Regions from separate parts of the Mus musculus genome. Here region 1 is linked to region 2. The links are chromatin loops, found by intact Hi-C in ENCODE. Cell type or tissue: heart. All regions are shown on one strand. Links, peaks and the distances in the headings refer to the core of each region. The heading gives the core; the rest is flanking DNA.

Region 1 (2,908 bases), core at 96-2,595, 58 kb after region 2:
CTGTGTTAGAGAGCAGTCTGCCCTGCTAAGGAAAGGGCTTCGCTGTCTGTCATGAGGCCTTGCACACAGACAGACACACGAGCCTCATTTAGACTCACTCAGATGAGCTTATAAGGAGGATGGAAGGCAGGATTCAGTGTACCACAGTCATCTAACCAGGAGAGCAACTAACTTTTCTGCACCTCAGCTAAGATTCTCAGTCACCTGGTAACCCCCACCCCAAGTTTCTGACGTGGGACAAGACTTCCCAAGGAGGTAGTCAGGGTGTTTGTTATCCTAAGCCTAATATCCCATGACTTCCACCCACTAGCCAACTTCATCCAGAGTGGAGACTGCGTCCTTCCAGGATTTCTTAAGGTCCCAAGGCCCTGCGGCAGACTTGAAGGGGGGGAGAGAGGAAGAGCTTTTAGATAAACTGAAGAACAAGGAACAATGGCCTTACAGGGAGCTCTCCGGAACTGCAGGGTGGGTTTATCTCAGTCTGTTACTTTTTAACTCTCTGAAGAAAGAATACTGGTTTAAGATTGAACACGGTGCAAATGGGCCCTCTGCCCAGCTGTGGCTTTCATGCAGGTGGATCGGCTCACCCTGGTGTTGTAAGGGCTGCTGAGAATTATGAAATATCATGAGCTCTTAGCATGGAAAGCCCAGATTCGGGGATTACAAGCTTGGCTCTTGGCTTCTGGAAAAACCTCATCAGCCTCCTGGAAAAGGCTGGGGAGCCCCACCCTCTCCTGCAACAGTGAGTGGGGAGGGGAGAAGAGGGGCTGCACCTCCTGGGGACTCTGGGAAGATTCTGTGAGCTTTTCCATGCCAGGTGCTTTCTGAGTTCCTCTCTAAACACCCTGGACCATTTGTGGGAACTTCTGAAAGGAGGGGAGTTGAGAAGGCGGCTGGCAGAGATCCTGCATCCTGAGAGGTGTTCTCAGCACAGAACACCTGAGGCACAAGAGGGTACACTGTTCACAGCCTGTCCTGGAAACGAACGGAGGGAAGTGGAGAAGGGAGCAGGGGTGGGGGTGGGGGTGGGATGGGGTTCCTGAGTCAGCCATCTTTGGGAATAAAGGCCTAATAATGGCCTACACATGAGCCCTCTCCTCTCTGAGGTAGGAGGCAGAGGAAGGAGCCTGCAGGTCTCCCCACCTTGCTCTCAGTACTTCCCCTGCTTTTCTTCATCCTGGGAGCACTTCTGTGTCCCCACTAGGGGCTCTGCAGAGGTGGGTGTGGAGAACGCAGGGCTGACCTGGATGTCGCTGGCTGGGCCATGTCTCTTTTCCATCTCTCTTGGGCACTGGGTGAGTTTCTGGCTTAAGGGCTTCTTGGTAAAGCTGAGATTACACATGACCTCATCAATAGGCACTGTGACTAACTGTGTAGTTTTGAAGTTATGATTCAGAATTTGGGAGAGATGACTTTGGTGAATATTTTTAGAATGCAAGTCAGGGCTCAGAGCCAAAGCACCAGAGAACACACACTCTTACCTAATCCACACCGCCACACACTCATGAAATAATCTTATTTGTTCTAATAGTAGGTAACCAGCAGTGACAGTCGTATCGTATCTCTACGTAATTAAGGAACAATTGAATGGCTTCACTTACCAGGCTAAAAACACTCAGCATACCAAGTCTGTAGTTTGTCTATGAATACAGTGTATTCTACCATCAAGTTCAAGAACTACTGTCCCAGTTTCTCAAACATCATACACAATTAGCTAACAATAATCAAACCTTCTACAGGACCTAATATGTCTTAAATATAAAGCATAGCACACAAACACCATCCCCACTAAAACCCAGAACATATTCAGTATCCATTCATCTATGATTCTTATTAAAGATCAGTTAGATGGCTTGGTAGCACCCGATGGGGAACCTCTCACGTTACATGGTGATTAACGTGATAATCACTTGGGTGAGAGCCGCTCGCTCACCCTATACTGAGTTCTAATATTTACTTTGTCTCCATTTTTTTCTCTACTCAGAAAGACCTGGAAGCTGGAGGCAGACCCTTGCCATTACTGTACACAGGCGATCCATTCACAGTATTCATTTCCCACGAGGGACTCCAGGCGCAAGAGCTGGAAGGAGCTTCCCTCCGGAATTCACAGAGCTCGGTATGGCCACACACAATGTCCGCACCTCCCGCGCAAGGAACCTGGGAGCATTCAAAGTCGCTCTCCCCAGATCCAATCCCAGTTAATTCTTGAGGCAACAGCTTCTGATTTTCAAGGCTATAAATACTCTGGGGCTTACTTGATAAACCCCCAGGGGAGAGCCACCCACCCCTGAGTATTTCGGCTAATTGTGATTAGCCTCGTGCTTGGAAAATGCTCAGAAATCACAGTTTGTCAGAAGGCTTACCCTGGTCTCACTTTCGCTGAAGACATCATCGTTTGCCACACAAGCAATCAGGGAGCTAAAATTGTAGCTAAAGTCCCTAAAATGCATTCTGCTTTTTCACGGGGCAGACGCTTAACGAACGACTCGCTCTCTCAGTCAAGCCCAAGCTGGAGGTTCCTTTGCAAGAGAACGAGCGAGACCACGGGTCCTTTCTCCAGCCGCAGCTTAAAAAGCTCCGCGGAGAGCCAGCCCCCTGGGGGCGGGGAGGGCTTGGCTTCCAGAGCGTCCTGTTTAGACAGCAAATTCCTGAGTCAGGTCCCGCATGCCCTCGGGCAGACGGGGACAGAGTGTAAATTTCTACTGGAAAGAGGTGACGTCAACACCTTAGTCATTTTCCCTATGCTAATTACCTCTGCTCGGGAGGGTGGAAAAGGCGCTAAGGTTTGCTGAGCCTGGAAGCTTTACCGCCCCTCTTGCGGCATAGTTCCCACTGGTAGTAATTCCACTCAGCCGCCCAGACAACGTGCTTCTGGGGCTGAATGGGGGCGAGCCCTGCTTAAGATGGA
Region 2 (2,908 bases), core at 126-2,625:
CCGGCTACCCTGCCCCGAGGGAGAAGTGGACGCTGGGTGCCACATGACTGCTTAGCATCCAACTCAGCTCTTCATGCTTGCCAGGGATTGGACTTGGATTATATGCAAAGGAGAGTGCCGCTATCCCAGTAAAACTTCACTGAATACACGTGGCAGGGTACATAGTACCAGAGCGGCCAGAATACAGAAGGCTGGCAGCAGCGAGTCCTCGGGCAGCGCAGGCAGCAGGAACTCTCACTTGGCACTTGTGTGGATACGTGATCATGCAGTCATATAGAAAGACGGCCATGGTTCTTATAAGGCAGAGCATGTTGTTCTCTGTGACCCGGCAAGGCAGCCCTTAGGAGGAGCTGAAACCTCTGCTCTCAAGAAGTCCCGTGTTCACGTAGCTTTAAGTCACCAAGGCACTCCTGCTGGCAGGAAGTGAATACGTAGACCACGGTGCGTTCCGAGGATAGAACACTATTCAGCTTCGGAAATGAAGAAAGGAGGGAGGGCATTTTCAAGCTATGAGAAGACAAAGGAAACGTAACACAGTTGCTGACTGAAGTCAATTCAGAAAAGACAATGTGGTGTGTGACTCTGACTGTGACACTGTGGGAAAGACGGAGAAAGGTGGTGAGGTGATAGGGAGGGGTGATTAGGCAGAGCACAGAGCACGGGGGTTGGGGTGGGGGAGAGGCAGAGGCACGACTCTGGAATGTAACCGCAGACACATGCCCTAGACTATAAGGCACGAAATACCAAAAGTAAGCCTCTTAGGGTTTGAGTTTGAGAGGTTCCCCACCCCACCCCCGTTATCATTTGAATGCTTGCCTTGGTGTGGGAGGCTCTGCAGCCATGAGGGTTGGGGCCTAGCTGGTGGGAGTAGGTGACAATAGGTGGCCCTTTAGAAGGTTGCCCAGGTCCCAGGTTCCATAGGCCCTGTTTCCTGGCCCCTGGTGCTGTGAAGCGCCTCCTCCACACTCCTGCTTACTCGCCTTCCACACATGACGAATGACATGTTTTGAAAGCGTGAGTCCATGAGGGAGATGGGGAGGCAGCTTAATCAGCAAAGTGTCCGCCTTACAAACGTGAGGACATCATTTTGATCCCAAGACTATGTAAAATGTGAAAATGCCAGGCATAGGGACATGCGCTTAAAATTTCAGCGCTGGCGAGACTAGAGTGGCTGAGAGGAAAGCTCAGGTCATCCAGAGCCACGCTGCTGTGGAGCCCTTTCTCTGGGCAGAGCACCAGTGGTCCCTTGTGGAGCTGTGAGGTCCTTAGGCCTGCGCAGGAGGTTATCTTCCTAGGGATTGGAAGAACGATGACGTCATCCCTGCAAGGGGAAAGGGCTGGGGTTTCAGCACAAAGGGGCCTCTGAAACTTTCCAGAAAACTGAGTTATGACGCCCAGGTCTCCGCATGGAGGAATTGTCTCAAACCACACCTGGGGAAGGTATATCCCTTTCTGTACAGTAGGTGCTATCTCCTAAGCACCGTGGGTTCATGAGAATGTCAGTCCCACAACAGGGGCTAAAGACTCTTAGAATCTCAGAATCACCTCAGTCCTTAGCAACAGCTCAGGGCTCTGTGCTTAGAGAAATATCCTCGAAATTGCCACCAGGGGGCAGCCGCATCCAGACGTCCCTAATGCACCTGTAAAAATCCAGTATTTCTGGAAATCTGTGCGATTCGAGGCCACTACGTTCCCGGCCTCAATTAGACATGGGGACTTCTGCTCTTGCAGTGACAGCTGCTCTGCCTGTGTCCCTTTCACATTGAGACCTATTTTATGCATCCAGTGGCGGCACACACAAGAAGGAACCGACCCTGCCGGTCCACACGGAGCATGCGCGCATTCCCTGGGTCGTCATGCCCTCCGGGCTTTTGCTTATCTCCTTTAGCCTGACTTAGTATTTTTGTCGCAAGATAGGCCACCTGGCCTGTAGTTTCAGATGACGGGAATCTGACCATTTTTTCAGGCTGTCAGCTGCTTGCTGACACTCGTTCAGACTGTTGAATTACAAAAGTGTCGTGAGGGGACCCACGTCCAGGTTCAAGGGGAAAGTTAAGTCGTTTCCAGGAAAATGGATACAGCTGGAAGTACTTGTGTTTAGTGACTCAAATCAGCCTCAGAAACACAAATACTGTAGGTTCTCTCACTTGTGGTTCCTAGATTCTAGAGAGATATGGGTGTGTGCTTGAAGCAAACTGCAAAGCTGTCTGGGGACCAGAGGGGAGGGAAAAGCAGGGCATGGGGGGGGGGAGGTGCGGAGTCACACAAAGTTGTGTGAACAAGTCCTTGGGAGTCAGTATCGTGTACAGTGAACATCCACCACTCAAATATTATTCAAAGGGGCAAAGTGACAAAAGCATTCTTTTCATTTGCAACCTACCTCTTTGTGGCTTCATCTACTTTTTGTTTTTCTCTAGTTTTTCTATTTTATTATTTTTATAGTAAATTATTTAGTTTTATCATATTCTTTCCCATCCCCCAATATCTCCTAGATTCACTCCCTACCCAACTAACTTTATGCTTTCTCTCTCTCAAAAAAAAGAGAAAAGAAAAAGAACCCTCCCAAATTCCAATCAGACAAAACAAAAAAAATCAAAAACTGCGAGCACACACACAAACACACACACACCACACATACACATACATACACCACACACACACCACACAGACACATACCACACACACACACACCATGCATACACACACACTATACCACATACTCTCTTACACACACAAACGCACCACACACACACAAACACACTCACACAACCACTCACACATACATACCACACACACACACACCAATAACACAATAATGATGGTAGCAGTAACGATGCTTAACAATTAAATTAGTGCCAGCATAAAAGACACTGTCAATAAGACAAAAAGGCCACCAACAGACTGGGAA

Evidence for each region. Peaks named below come from ENCODE experiments on the same cell type or tissue, not always from the same donor. Only the 100,000 strongest peaks of a DNase experiment are listed, where the experiment ranks them.
Region 1: it touches region 2 in a loop (3.0-fold over the local background); 9 of 42 quality-filtered maps call a loop at or near these places.

What each region holds. Positions count from the first base shown.
Region 1 is chr16:92,397,533-92,400,440 of GRCm38, forward strand. The region is part of intron 1 of Rcan1 (regulator of calcineurin 1); the gene reads right to left. Among named protein-coding and RNA genes, the nearest start is that of Gm29805, 16 kb to the left of the region's middle. In heart, for the core only: a CTCF peak has its summit at 1,190; a DNase peak (open chromatin) is centred at 449; H3K4me3 peaks cover 2,500 bases; H3K27ac peaks cover 2,500 bases.
Region 2 is chr16:92,339,531-92,342,438 of GRCm38, forward strand. No RefSeq gene overlaps it. Among named protein-coding and RNA genes, the nearest start is that of Smim34, 7.8 kb to the left of the region's middle. RefSeq lists enhancers at 970-2,487, 1,004-2,485. In heart, for the core only: a CTCF peak has its summit at 1,624 (motif pointing right); a DNase peak (open chromatin) is centred at 1,741; H3K4me3 peaks cover 869 bases; H3K27ac peaks cover 2,268 bases.